Regions from separate parts of the Homo sapiens genome. Here regions 2 and 3 are each linked to region 1. The links are chromatin loops, found by intact Hi-C in ENCODE. Cell type or tissue: MCF 10A. All regions are shown on one strand.

Region 1 (5,000 bases):
TGTGAGTGTAGCAATGGGTTTATAACGGCATGAATCATGCCGATTGCTCAATTCACCACATGCCTTAATAAAAGTTTTACTTTAATAAAACTGAACTAAGGCAAATATGCCCAGAGGCTGGCCTGACATTCCTTATACATTACCCTGCCTCAGGAAATTATTGCCATATATTTTACAGCAGCTACAGTAGGCTGGGGGATCAGGATTAAAATGTACTAACTACTGTGATATTTAACAGAACTCCTGTGTTCCCAGTTAACCCTCACAGGTACAAAATGAACAGAGCAATTAGGAGACAACACAGCGCAGGGAACAGAACTGGACTGGGAGGCAGGCAATTATGGATCAGCGCTGGCCCTTTTTACTCCATGTGTGTCCCCTAAGCTCTGTTCATTGGAGGTGGAAATATCTCTTCTGCTTCCCTTCCAGATTTGCTGTGAGCGTCAAATGAGAAAGAGAAAGTGCAGTGCTTGATAAACCACAAATGCTCTGCAAGCATTAAGTTGGCGGTGTCACCCTGAGGGACAGAGTCTGCAAGGCACACAAGCACCAACTCCCAGCCCTGTGAACTCTGTCTATGGCAAGACCAAACTTCCTGGTTAATAACAATGCAAAAATAACAGATATTATTCTATTTACAGATGTTTAGGGGTCAAAAAGTGAAAAAAGCCAATATTCTAGTAGTGTTACATTATTCTTTTATAAACTAAGCATTGTTTTTTGTATTCTCTAGTAAGAGTTGAAAACACCCCTACTGCACCTGCGTTTTGTTAGAAAAACTTCACCTGGGGTGTGAGAATGCAGGCCAAATGCATTGTGGGTGCTGAGGCAGTGAATTATCACCTGCTCATTATTGCTCTGGAAGAAATTATAGTTAGACTGTCTGTATACTATTCAGTGCTGATTGGTGCAATGTATATTAGTTCATAAGACCAAGGAAGCCTCTTTGGATTTGCTAATCAATACCAATCACTTAGGCCTTATTATAGAATATGTAGTAGCATAAAGAGGTGGTATGATCCTGTGCAAAGAGCTTGGGCTTTGGCAAAATTTTGACAGCTTTGGGCCTGCTGCATGATCTTGGGCCAGGTACAAAATCTCTCCGGGCCTTGGTTTTCATATCTGGAAAATGGGGGTTTTGTTGTTGAATTAACAAATGTAAAATGGGCTCATAGTAGACACTTAAAAATGCAGTTCCCTGGACCCACTCTCATGTATTTTGAAGTAATCCATCTGCATCTCTCTGAGTGGCCTGTCCCCCTCACACATAGCTCTTTTCTCTTCCCACACTGGGTCTCATTTCACGTGCACAGCAGCCCACTAGGGAAGGCCCTGCTATGCCCAGCATCCGCCTTAGGTTCAGATGGGCTTCCTCTCTGCTCCTGAAGCATTTTGATCACTTTCAGCTTGTGTTCACCACAATATTTGCCTTTCTCCCCAGTTAGAACCTGGAGGAAAGAAACTGTGTTTTGTTCTTCCCAACTTTGTTCCCTTAAGGTTTAACATTCTGTCAGGCACATAGATGATGGTCAAAATAGTAAGTAAATGACTGAATAAAGAAATGACAAATGAATGAATGATGTACAGCCAGTTCACATTCTCAAAGAGTATGTGCCTTCACAAAAGTGAACTTGATCATAAGTTTTGAAAATGAACTCAGGACATACTAGATCAGCCCAAACTCAATTTACAATTCAAAGTTGCTGCTTCTAAGGTAGGATAACAACAATTACACATGACTAGTATTTATTGAACACTTACTATGTGCTAGGCACTATGCTAATCACTCTGCATATCTCCTGTCGTTAGTCCTTGCAAGCACTCATGACCCATGCATTTTTATTATTCCCACGTTACAGATTAATACACTGAAGCTTAGGGGGGTTAAATAGCCTTCCCAAAGTTGCACAGCTGCCAGTGGCTGAGCTAAGATTTGAACTGTGTCTTTCTGATTCACAGACCTGCGTTCTAGCTCCCTTGTCGCCCTGAGAAAAGACCAGTGAGTCCTGATGGATACCAGTAACATTGACAGCCGCAAAGGAGTTAATGTTTGTATATACGGCTTGTACTGTAGTCTTATAGTGAACAAAACTCACTGTTACATAGTTGCCTATGTGAGTTCCACTTCCCCTGATCCGTGGTCTGAAGCTCTACCACTTTTTTTCTCATTCTCACCCAAGAGGGGCAGCTGAAATGAAACCCACCGTCATCAACCAGGAACTGAACTCTCAAAAGAAATGAAGAATCCAGGGGCAACGGCAGTCTCGCTATTCATTAATGGGTTTATTGAGAACTCTCTTGACATTGAGCTGTAACTACAACATTTAAGAAAATCTCAAATTTGAAAATAAATAAGTTGGCTGACATACAGACATTTTACATATGAATTTAATAAAATCAATTTTTCTTTTTGAAATATTTGGTAATCTCTAAAATATATCAACTGCAACCCAGGAACATTGTATCCCAAGTTGTGATTCATGAAATGAAACGGAAATGTATTATGTAATTCAGTGGGGAGTGTCCAGCACAGAGCTCATTAGGGCTGTTGCTGGTGATGTGGACTGCAGTTTGGAAGCTCTGTGGTTTGGGCACGCTTCTCACAGTCCTTACCTCCCCTTCCTCCGTGGACATTTTAACCAAATATCGTCACCCTTTTAAAAATATCATTCTTGAGCATTTTGCCCACAGATGAGGATAATTCAGGGGAAGACGTAGGAAAAACTCTGAATTGTTTCCTATCTCCTCTTGCTTTACCATTAACCTATCTCGTAATGAGTCAGGCTCAGAACTGACTCATGGCCTTTCTATGTAGTTCCTGGATCCAGACCAGGCCTAGCCCATATATTGCACAGGTGGACACCATGGTGTCATCTGAGGTGAATGCAGCCCAGAGGAGAAAAAGGGACTTCCCCAGAATCATACGGTTCTTTAATGTCAGAGCCAGAACTGACTCTGAAATCTCTGGATTTTTTTTTTTTTTTTTCAGTTCATCGCACAGCCTGAACTTGTAGTAAAAGCATAGTTTTCCCTACATATGGTAATTTCCATGAAAACAAATAAAAAAGTGAGGAAAAAAGCACTGATCTGTAAAATACTTTTCTTTCAATCCTATCTGAGATTTTATGGCACTTCTTTGTTTAAAATTTTTTTTATTGAGATAAAATTTACGTTGCATAAGATTTGCCATTTTAGCTATTTCAGAATTTACGATTCAGTGGATTTTAGAACATTTATAATGGTGTACGGCCATCACCACTACCTAATTCTAGAATTTGTTTTACCCCAAAAGAAACCCTGTACCTGTAAAGTGTTCACTCCTCCTCTCCCTCTCCCCTGAAACCCTGGCAACCATTAATCTACGTTCTGTCTCTATGGATTTACTTATTTTGGATATTTTATATAAATGGAATCATACACTTTGTGGCCTTATGTGTCTGGCTTCTTTCAGTCTGGTCCTTGCTTGGTAGTGGTGAATTCTCTCAGCATTAGTTTGCCTGGAAAAGACTGTATCTTTCCTTCATTTATGAAATTTAGTTTCAGTGGATACAAAATTCTTGGCTGAGAATTGTTTTGTTTAAGGAGGCTAAAAATAGGACCCCACTCCCTTCTAGCTTGTAGGGTTTCTTCTGAGAAATCTGCTGTTAATCTGATAGGTTTTCCTTTATAGGTTACCTGATGCTTTTGCCTCATAGCTCTTCTTTCCTTTGTCTTGACTTTATATAACCCGATGACTATGTGCCTAGTTGATGATCTTTTTGCAATGAATTTCCCACGTGTTCTCTGAGCTTCTTGTACTTGGATATCTATATCTCTAGCAAGGTTGAGGAAGCTCTTCTTGATTATTCTCTCAAAGACATTTTCCAATCTTTTAGATTTCTCTTCTTTCTCGGGAAACCAATTATTCTTAGGTTTGGACGTTTAACATAGTACCAAACTTCTTGGAGGCTTTGTTCAGTTTCTAAAATTCTTTTTTTTCTTTGTTTTTGATGGATTAGGTTAATTCAAAAGCCTTGTCTTTGAGCTCTGAAGTTATTTCTTCTGCTTGTTCAATTCTATTGCTGAGACTTTCCAGTGCATTTTGCATTTCTCTAAGTGTGTCCTTGATTTTTCAGAAGTTGTGACTGTTTTCTATTTATGCTACCTACTTCACTGAAGAATTTTCTTTTCATATCCTGTATCATTATTTTGATTTCTTTAAGTTGGACTTCACCTTTTTCTGGTGCCTCCTTGATTAGCTTAATAATCAACCTTCTGAATTCTTTTTCTGGCAATTCAGAGATTTCATCTTGGTTTGGATCCATTGCTGGTGAGCTGGTATGGGAGTGTTAACGAACCTTGTTTTGTCATATTACCAGAATTGTTTTTCTGGTTCCTTCTTATTTGGGTAGACTGAGGGAAGATCAAAGGGAAGATCTGGGATTCAAGGGCTGTTGTTTAGATTATTTTGTCCCACGGGGTGCTTTAGTGATGTGGTGTTCTCTGCCTTCCCCTAGGAATGGGGTTTCCTGAGATCTGAACTGCAGTGATCGTTTTTGCTCTGTTGGGTCTAGCCACACAGCACAGCTACCGAGCTCTGGGCTGGTCTGGAAAGAGTCCTGTGATGTGACCCATTTTCAGGTCTTGCAGCTGTGGATACCAGCACCTGCTCTTGTGGGGGTAGCAGGGGAGTGAAGTGGACTCTGTGAGGGTTCTTGGTTTTGTTGTTTAGCGCGCTGGCTTTGTATTGGTTTGGCCTCCAGACAGGAGGTGGCAATTTCAAGAGTGTATCAGCTGCAGTCCTATAGGGAGGATGCAAACTTGCCCTAGAGACACCTGGGTTAAGTATTCAGGTTTCTTAGGCAGTGGGCAGGGCCATAGAGCTCCTAAGAGATTATGATCTTTGTCTCTGGCTACCAGAGTGGGTGGAGAAAGACCACCAGGTCGGGGCAGGGATAGGCATGTCTGAGCTCAGCTTCTCCTTGGGTGGGACTTGCTGCATGTGGGAAATGGGGGTGTGG
Region 2 (5,000 bases), 170 kb after region 1:
TGGAGAAATGCAATCTGCAAGGACAGTTGAGGCTCCCACAGGAGCATAGAATTGCCTCTAAGTACAAGGCCTCATGAACATTTTACATCCCCTTGGGAAATCCCTCTAAACCCCTGCCTCACTCGTTTCCTGGTACAAGATCCAATAAATCTGCACACTCAGCTTAAACTTAGTGCCAGGCCTCATAATGGAATGATTACATGTGTTTTGTGTGTCAGAGACCTGACAGAAAGATTATACAGTGTAGTGAAGCAATCTTTGGGGTTTTGGCAGGGAAAGAGAGGAGATAAATATGTGTCCAGGGTAGAAAAATGGCAGCTCGCAGAATTGCTGTCTCAATGTCACTCAATCATTCAGCAAAAATGTATTAAGTTTAGGTCAATAAACATTTATCAAGTTCCTCCGATGTGACAGGTATTGTATTACATGCTGTGAGAACTGAGGTGCACAGGACACATCATTTATCCTTGGTGCTGTGAAGTCCACTAGGAGAGCCAGGCATGTAAAAGATGGTTTTAGTGTAATGCAGCAATGTAATAATAGGGATTCTGACAAGGTACGATGGTGGCACAGAGAAGGGAGACTTAGCTCAGCCTGGAGTGTCAGAGGAAGCTTCTGAAGGATGATTCAGGAAGGATGAGTAGTGTGAAGGGGTAGGAATGCTCTGAACTGAGGAAATAATGTGAACCAAAGTACAGAAGTGGAAATGATCCTGGTATGTTCGTGAACTTGGGGGATACGTAAGGGAACAGGAGGCGGATGGACATAAATGGACTAAAAAAAAGAGGCTTGGAATTATTGGAGTAAAAAGAAAGATTGATGAGTGCTGCAAGGGATTCAAAGAAAAAGCACAAACAGTTCTACAAAGGAACTGAGCAGTTGGTCAAATTAACAAGTTAAAGATGCATTTACAGTTATAATAAATACAAGACCCCCTTGTAAAAGATACCAAGCCCAATAAGAAAGTGGTAAAGTGCCAAAGTGAGTTGGAGAATTACATGAAATAGGCTTATAAGAGGGAGAAGACACTAGCTGGGGAGAGAGTTCCAGGAGGCAATGGTATTTCAGCAGATGGGAGGATAAGGTATAAATAGGTAGAAGAGAAGGAGCATGTCATCCCAGGCAAAGAGAACATCCCGAAGTACCTTTAGGTTTAGTCACTTTAGGATCGCATAGGAAGAAAGACCTTAGTGTAACAAAAAACTTGCAGAATGAAAACTAAGGTCTCTGTATATAAAACATTCTAAGTGGGAGAAATTTCTTCCCTAGAAGGTCAGGTTGGGAAGCAACTATAAAGAGAACAACTCATGGATAATGTGTAGATTTACAAGAAAGACAGGATGGGCAATGCTTTTGTAGCTTCAGTACTCAGCTGTGTTCAAGAAGTTTCCTCTTTTTAAACAATCAATAGGAACACTCTGTTCCTAGGTAGAGAATACAAGTATGGTTCTAAATCAAAGAGAATTTATAGAAATCTGCAGTAAGGAGTCTAATATGTCAGGTGCTTAAAGTTCTTCAACCATGGCCTGTTAAAGGGAACAACTATAACTAAACGACTTTACAATTTATCACAGAAACCAGGACAATTGCGTCTGGGACAAAAACAAGACAAGATCCTAGGAAAGCCAGTGTGAATGAGGATCGTCTAGGAAAACTGGCACTCTTGATCTGTGTATCAGTTGGGGTCCAGTCAGGACAACAGAAACCACACTAGGCATTTCAACAGAGAGAATTTAATATAGAAGATGGGTTAAACTGGTCCAAGAAAGCAAACTGGGAGCACTAGGGAAAGGGTGGGGAAACAAAGGCAAAGATTGTGGGTGTCAGCATCTAGAAGCTCAGAGGACGAACCCTGTAGGACTGGGCTCAGCCCTCTGAGGAGGCAGCACATCCTTGCTGCTTCTGGGTGGCTCAGGAAGTCTATAGGAAGTCCATGGAGTAGAGGTTCAGCTCTCTGAGGACAGTTATTGCCCCACTGGGGAGGGCACCTTCCTAGGGCATGATGAGATTGGTTCTGGGAGTGCTGAAAGAAGTTGAAGATTGGAACCAACTGGCGATGCTAAGTGAAAGTCCATCGCTAGAGGCCAACCCCTGGTTGCTGCTCCCATGCCCCTATTTGCAAAATCTAAGAGAAAGTCATCTGACAGAGGAAAACTTTAGCCTGCAGATCCCAGCCCTGGTGTCACACAGCAGAGCGTAGAAATGTGGACTTGGAACTGAGCAACACTGGCGTAATAATGGGCACAGTTGTTCTTATTGTACTTGCAGCACCAGGCTTGAGAACGGTTCTGATTTTGAGGAGGAAATTCTCCTAAAAGATCCTTCAGCTCAATAAGTGATAAAAATCACAGTCTAGTCTGCAGAAGAAAATAGGATTTATCAGTTATTCCCTTTGTGCCACGAACTTTACAAACGTTAGTTCATTAATCACAATAATCCCATAGAACTTGTGTTCATCCTGTTTTTACAGATGAGGAAACTGAAGTTTCAGGTGGTTAAGCTGTTTGCCCAAAAACAAGTAGCTGGGGAGAGGCATGTTCTAGAGACATGGACTAGAAGCCTGTCTCTTTCCACCACCTCTTGGTCTTTCTAGGGAGGAAGCTGCTTCTTTACAGGGCTGAGGCCCATGATCCTGGATGGAGGGGCAATGGCTGGACCACTCCTGGAGGCCCTGGGCCAAGTGACCTCTGCTGGCCACTGGTTTCTGGAAAGCTCATCCCCAAAAGGTTTTCCATCCTTTGAGTTCACACCTAGCCAGACTCAAAACCTAAAGTGATTTATTCCCACTAAATGCTGGCCTCACACCCATGGGAAGAAGCCAAGACTTTGTTTGAATGAGCTCGCCATCTCTTGGAGAAAGCATCACGCTGCAGCCACCCATAGCTATGTTTTGGAGAGAGTGTGTTTGTGTGTCTGTTCATGTATTCATGTGTCTTATAAATTCAACCTTACTCAGTAGGATGGCATTCTTGGATAATAGACCTTTCAGCCAGAGGGCCAAAATTGCAAAGACAACAGTTATTTTTTGGCTGAATCAAGTTCTTCAGCCTTAGCTGAAGACGAAGGCAAATTGTGCCTGTGTTTTCTGGAAATGCTGATGCTGAGATGGGACCTTATTGAGGAATTCACCAAGGCCCAAGGGAACTGAGAAGATAAATGCTACCAGGCGGCTGCAACTTGAGCAAAATTCAAAAACAATAGAATGTCAACTGAAGATCATAGAGACTGTGGCAAGTATGACAGAAAGCAAGGGCAATGGCTAGGTCCTGAGACCAATGAGGATGTGGATAATGGGTGCTGGCACTACAAACACTGCTTTGAAAGAAGCTTGAAGAAAAGGAGGCAGATTCGGCACTCCCTACCCAGGACCCCAGCTCATCACTGAGGAAGAGGGAAATGCAGCCAGCGGTTTGGCAAACTGCCCTCCCCAAATACCCCTGTTCCAGCCTTCACAGTGGTTTCCTGAGCAGCTCGAGGCGGGCCAGGTATGGGTTTCTTCTGTCATGTCAGTGTTCTCACAGAGAGGGCTTTTGGGTCCTTTTGGAAAGTGACTTGGCTGGAGCCACACTCCTGCCAGTGTGGCAGCTGTTACCACTTATACCAGGAACATCTGGCTTGAAGATTGCAGTAAAAGTGACACTTGTCTACAGAGAAAAAATGTTGAAGTATACATTTTGGACATGAAGAAATAAGTAATGACATTTAATGTTTTCATAAAGCTGCTACACTGAAGAGCAATCATCCAAACCCCAGGCCCAGGCATGGGTGTATCTGTCTATTGCTGTGTGCCTGCAGGTCTATGAAAGGCTTTGTACCTGGAACATCACTGCCTGATGCAAGCTTTGTCCTCCCTCTGAAGACAAGCAACAAAGGGAGGCCCTTGGTAAGACCTCTTCCTTCAAGATCTAAATCACAAAATTGAGGAGCAGGGAGCAAAATGTAAGGAGTACCCACCAGATGACAGGAAAGCCAGCTTTGAGTTGCAATGCTGTTACTGGGTAAATCACATTGCCGGGGTCAAATTTCTCATCTGTAAAATGGGAGTGTCAAAGATGATATGTTTAAGGTTCCTCCACATTTTATATTCTGTGCTTTTTAAAACAGAGGCAATTGCACCATTCCTATGCCAAGCCTGTAGGTTAAACATGATTCTTTCCAGATCCTGCTATTACAATGCACATCCCCCTTGATGTGGTGATACTTGCCACCCCTGACTCAGGGTAAAAGAGAGTGTCAGACAGGGGCAGGCTGGAAGTTTTGGGCTCTTGGAGAGGAAGACAACACCAAAAGGGGCAGATGATACTGCCAAGACCCTGTCCTGATTTCATGCTGCCCTGTAATACTCTTCACAGCTATGTGCTCAGCATGTTGCCTTAACTTAGGCATCTTCTGCATTTGATTTTAAAGAGCAGAGGCTGAAGAGAAGATGAAGCACACTTTCAGTAACTAGCTTCTGTTTGGTTGGTAGAATGTCAACTGGCGATGCTATAATGACCACAGTGAGGCTGGCAGAGATTTGGGTAATCAAATAAGAGTGTATATTTAATAACTTTTTGATTTGCGAGTGATCAATCCTTTGCATAGTTCAATGTCTTTTGAATTAAAACATGTTATCTCTGCCAAAATTACATGTGAACAATGCATTCCTAATGTGCAATTATCATCAATAATATGTATGTTACTGGGTAAATGCATGGCTCACCAAAGAAGATCCTATAAGCCCTTTGTTATTTTCTCTTCTTCTAGGAGGTGCCAGGCTCCTGCTCTGGTGCCAGGAGAGGGGAGTGACCATGTGGAAGGGCCAGCGTGAGGTTGCTGGCCAGCCCAGACTGCTTACTGTCAGGCCAAAGCCGAGGAGGCAGCAGATTTAGGGCTTGTGGTTCTGTAGGGCACCCGCGGTTTGGTGTTGCAATCTTTCTAAACTTTAGTCTACAGGCTTTTGGTATGATTTTGTAGCTTTATCTCTCAGTTCTAGAAGCTGAGATTAAAGCAAAGACACT
Region 3 (5,000 bases), 110 kb before region 1:
TATGAATTACTCTTTCTTTCCCCAATAAAGAAAGAGTCTAAAATGCTTTCCCCCAGGGGCAGGTGACATAGACTTGTTCAGACTATGGCAGGGCCTGACATCAGCACCTGTCCTGAGAGCAGATATGCAGTCTCTGGGGTGAGTCCATGAGGGCACAGCAGGATGGAAGGGGAAATGGGGAGAAAGGTCTGCGAGTGGGTCATAGTTGCCAGGCTTGCGTTCTGTCTTCCACCCAGGAAACAGAAGGTATGGATGTTCCTGGGCATCTAACATTCTTTCTTGATCAATCCTTGTCAAGTGGCATTGTTTACGGGGAATGTAGCCTCTCTGCGAGTTAGGGGTGTGTGCGTGTGTGTGCATTTGTGCATATGCGCGCATGCACGCATATGCTTATGAGGAGAGACAGTGGTAGCAAGGTGACAGCAGAGATGAGGCATGACAGGTAGAAAGGGTTCCTAAATCAGAGTAAGAGGACTGTGTTCAAAGCAATGGCTCTGTCATGTCCTGGCAATGTGTACTTGGGCCAGTCACTGTGCTCTCTGAATGTGAGATTTCTTTGCTAGAAAAATGGATAATAATCCCTTCCCTGCTTACCGTCTTCCCAGGGCTGTTAGGATGACAAAGGAGAGGACGTATATGCAACATCATCCCATAGACTATAAATCAATAAACAAAATGGTGTGTGTGTGTTGGAGGGGGTGGGATATTATACACTCATAGGAAATCAGTAACAGCTTTAGAGCTCACCAGGCCCAATCCTCTGATTTTAGATAAGTTCAGAAAAGTTGAGAGGCTTGCTAAGGACATACAACATTAGGCTGATGACATAAGTGGTTAGATACAAAATAAGATGGAACTCATATGTATTTGGAAATTTAAAGAAATATTCAGAAAAATAACTCTATCTACTCTTAAAACAAGACTCCACCACCACCATGGAGCTGCTTTTTAGCTTTGTTTTGTTTTCATCACAGCTGTGGATGTTTCTGTCAACATTATTCCAAACTAATGTTCGGTTTGGATTTCTAACTGCCATAAAATCTCTCAACAAAGACACCACGTTCCTCTTTGTGGATTCCTTGGTTTCTTCCCTGACCACGCTGTTACTCTGTGACCTAGGAAAATGAGCCAGGGCGGGAGAGCAAGGGATTCACCAAGAAATGCTCACATTGGAGAATGATCCTGACCTCTGGATCATAAAGTGTGGATCATTGGCAAATTGCTTAAGATAACACTGTGGCAGGGAAAGTAATGTTCAGTTTAAAAAAAAAACTGGCATCAATTCTCTGAGGGAGAGAATTGTCTTTTGTTCTGCTAAATACTTTGATTACTTTTTGGAGTGTGGAAGGTGAGCTTCCCCCCAGGACATGGCTTAACTGAGCTAGACTGGATATGGCTTCCAATCTTGGCTGTGCATTAGAATCATCTGAGCTTTGAAAAAAATATGCATGCATGTACCCCACCTTTAGAGCCTCTGATGTGATTGGTCTATGCATGGGTATCTAAAAAAAAATTCCCCAGGAGATGTGATTCCCCTAGGCCAGAACCAAACAAGAGGGGCAGGGAGAAGAGTGACAGAAGTGGAGGGGCTGATGCTTGATGGGATACAAGAGAAGGAAAACGAATTCAATCTGGGTGGCAGTGGGTTGGGGCTCTTTGCAAAGAGATGGCAGTGAGGAGTTTTTAACAAGCAAGGGGTGTTAAAAAAGGAGTCACTGGCATTTAATTTTAGGTTGGTTGTTGTGATGCAGTGTAACCCCACCCTATACCTTCAAATTCCCATGGAAAGTCTCTACCTGCCAAGGCTAGTGTCCGTAGTACTGCGGGGAACGTGCAAAAACTAAGGCAGGCTCCAGTGATGGGCCGAGAAATTCCGACACCTGCAGAAGATGAAACTGGAGCAGGGTTAAGAATTCAGGAAGAATGGGAAATTGGAGCTAGAGGGAACTGGGACAAATAGAACCACCCTAAGAATCTTCTGATATATTGCCAGAGATGCTGGGGCTCCTACTGTTGGTGGGCAAAGCATTGAAGGTGATTTTATTTTAGTCTGAATACATAGCCACCAAGAACATGAACACTTACAAAGAGCTGAGACTTAAGCCAAGGAATAAGAAATAATTCACCATCTTCCACTCCATCCACCTTTCACACTCCACATGTGGAATATTTTATAGCTATCACAGCTCATTTGCATTCTTCTTGTTTTGAGCCTTCCAACAGGCCTCAGAGGTGGGTGAGGAGGGAATTTGTCACATTTCATTGGTGAGAAAAGGTAGTCATCAGTAGCTGGAAACTTGTGTACAGCGAGTTACAGCAGTGGTGGAGCTGTGGCTCCTGGCCTGAGCTTAGTGATCGCCCCGCCATTCCAGGCTGACGTTGGTTTTTCTGACCACCTCAGCCCTGGAGGGAGATCTTCTAAGACTCTCTAACAATGTGAGTTCCATATTCAACCATTATTTAATCTCTTCTCGTTCTTCCATTTTTCGTCTCCCCTCTCTTTCTTTTCTCTCCTGTTTCCCTTCTCCATCCCTCCTCCCCACTTCCCCAGTTCCCCATCTCCTCATCCTCCTCGGCCACTGCTTCTTTAGCATTTACAGGCCCGTGCTTTCACTGGATGGATCTCCCCCCAGAGCAGTAGCTTCACATATGAAGTACGTACAAAAATGTTTTCTAGTCCTTCTTCATTATTTGGTCTTCTGTGTTTCTTTATCCCGTTCCAGGATGAGTCAAATGTTCTTACCAGCATGTATTGCAGAATCACCGAGCCTGGAATTGGAAAGCACTTGCCCTCCCTATCTGTAAGGAACTTCCTGGGCTTGCTCACCATCACCACAAATTGTTGATGTAACACTCATTCTCGGCAGATACTGAGTACTAAATATGCTAACTGGTTTCAGCTGACCTTTGCTCTAGATTCAAAAGAAAGGAATGGTGACCCATTTTTCCCACATGGAAGTAAATAGCTGAGTGTATTTTATGCCCAGGTGTTTGCCATATAGCTTGATAGAAAACCATGTCCTGGAAAACTATAAGCCAATCTAACTTATAGAAATAAACGGAGTGAGAATCATTATTTTTTATTGGTACCACTTAATGTAAAGAAAATGCACATTTTCCAAAAATATGGAAAAAACATTGCGTTTGCCTTATTGGGTCCAAATGTTAGGTTTAAATTATTTTACTATGCAAAGTTTCTTTCATATCTTGGCAGTAGTGATTTCCATTTTTATTCCTTTGGTATCCATAATCTTATGAGAATCAAAAACATATGCTTTGAGATCACTGGATAGCTCCTCCTCCAACATGTAAAAAAATGCATGGGGAAGGTTATTGCTCTGGTAGCAAAAATACCAGGAACGCTATGGGAGAAAATTATGAGGACATCTAGGCTGGATGGGAAAGAGGTTCAAAGGTGCATTCTGGTTTTCATGCTTTTGATTTGCAAGTCATTAGACTGGAAGAGCCTCTGCCTCCTGCTGACTGCCACTAGGAATGAAATTTTTTCTTGCCTATTAGGGGATGCTTATTCAATGACTCCAGGTTTGTAGTATGTGAGGAGAATGAGAGGACTGGATTCTCCAGTGCTTCTTGAGATGGGGCACTTGTTGTCTGGAGGACTGGGCTAAAAGTAGATGGACTTCTGGCATTCCTTTGTCTGCAGGAGGAGGGGGCATTTGGCAGAGTAGGAGATGTATCATGGGGGTTTCAATCTCAGGAATTTTAGGCTCACAGAGATCAGGATAAGTCAATAAAAAGATTGAGTGCTTTACGTTCTTGCCTGAAAAAGTAATTATTAGAGAACAAATTTTGAGAACAGTCAGATATTAAGGGAAGGGAAGGTGAGAAGGTATGTGGAGAAGAAGAGAAAGGGCAGATGGAGGCTCAGCATCCCCCAGGGGTAGGATGTCAAGGGTTCGTGTTGGCCTTGCCCATGCACTGGGCTGTAGTCCAGCTGTTATGTCAGCAGGTTACACAGTGCTTCAGGGATCCTCACTCAGCCAGCCTCATTTTGCAATGTTTTAAATCCTTTTACTGGGAAGTGATGATTCAGTGCAATGTCATAGGGATCCCAGTGTAGGGTGGGAGCAAACTGACATGGTGCTACATTTCAGACCCTAGGTGTACCCAGAGAGATAAAAGATATGATTCTAATGCTATCAGTTTGAGTTTTGTCTGCCTCCAGAACAGAATGTACCATCTGTAGAGGTGACTGGACTTAGACTCAGAGCTGGGCAAACTTTAAGGCCTCTATACAACAAGCATGGTGGTCGAACACCTGTAAAGAAGTGGCTTCGGTCGGGCGCGGTGGCTCACGCCTGTAATCCCAGCACTTTGGGAGGCCGAAGCAGGCGGATCACAAGGTCAGGAGATCGACACTGTCCTGGCTAATGTGGTGAAACCCCGTCTCTACTAAAAATATAAAAAATTAGCCGGGCATGGTGGCAGGCACCTGTAATCCCAGCTACTTGGGAGGCTGAGGCAGGACAATCGCTTGAACTCAGGAGGTGGAGGTTGCAGTGAGCTGAGATTGCACCACTGCACTCCAGCCTGGGTGACAGAGCGAGACCAGGTCTCAAAAAAAAAAAAAAGAAGTGGCTTCATAGGCCTCACCTGTTGTTGGGGATGTAACTCGGAGGACTGAGCTGGCTCACAATTTTGCTTATTCCTTGTTCCAGGAGTAGCCCACGAGAGCCCTAAAAGCATTGGATTCAGAGCAAAGGGCTCAACTAGAGTTTTTGGATCCCATTGATTTTAGTGGGTTCATAAACTCTATTTGTGGAATATTATACACAGATCTGTGTATTCCGGAGATACAGAACTTTCATAAAATGCCATACACATTTTTGACTCCAAAAAAAAAAAAAGGCTAAAAATCTCTAAAATGGGGAATTCTCTACTTTTGGTGAAAATGGAGTAGTGATTACTATTAGTTAGAATCTTGTTTTTCTCAGAAGCCAGGGCTGGAGATGTTCCTCCAACTGTGCCTGCTTTTCCCA

The links. A loop is a pair of places that touch in the nucleus more often than their neighbours do. Peaks named below come from ENCODE experiments on the same cell type or tissue, not always from the same donor. Only the 100,000 strongest peaks of a DNase experiment are listed, where the experiment ranks them.
Region 2: it touches region 1 in a loop (2.1-fold over the local background); 5 of 110 quality-filtered maps call a loop at or near these places.
Region 3: it touches region 1 in a loop (10-fold over the local background); 3 of 110 quality-filtered maps call a loop at or near these places.

Annotation. Positions count from the first base shown.
Region 1 is chr2:19,536,387-19,541,386 of GRCh38, reverse strand. No RefSeq gene overlaps it. Among named protein-coding and RNA genes, the nearest start is that of LINC01808, 70 kb to the right of the region's middle. In MCF 10A, no CTCF peak of the experiment used is centred here; DNase peaks (open chromatin) are centred at 76, 2,546 and 2,826.
Region 2 is chr2:19,367,396-19,372,395 of GRCh38, reverse strand. No RefSeq gene overlaps it. Among named protein-coding and RNA genes, the nearest start is that of OSR1, 11 kb to the right of the region's middle. RefSeq lists a silencer at 2,674-2,968. In MCF 10A, a CTCF peak has its summit at 2,860; a DNase peak (open chromatin) is centred at 2,835.
Region 3 is chr2:19,647,785-19,652,784 of GRCh38, reverse strand. All of the region lies in intron 2 of LOC124905977, which reads left to right. Among named protein-coding and RNA genes, the nearest start is that of LINC01808, 180 kb to the right of the region's middle. In MCF 10A, no CTCF peak of the experiment used is centred here; DNase peaks (open chromatin) are centred at 2,804 and 3,984.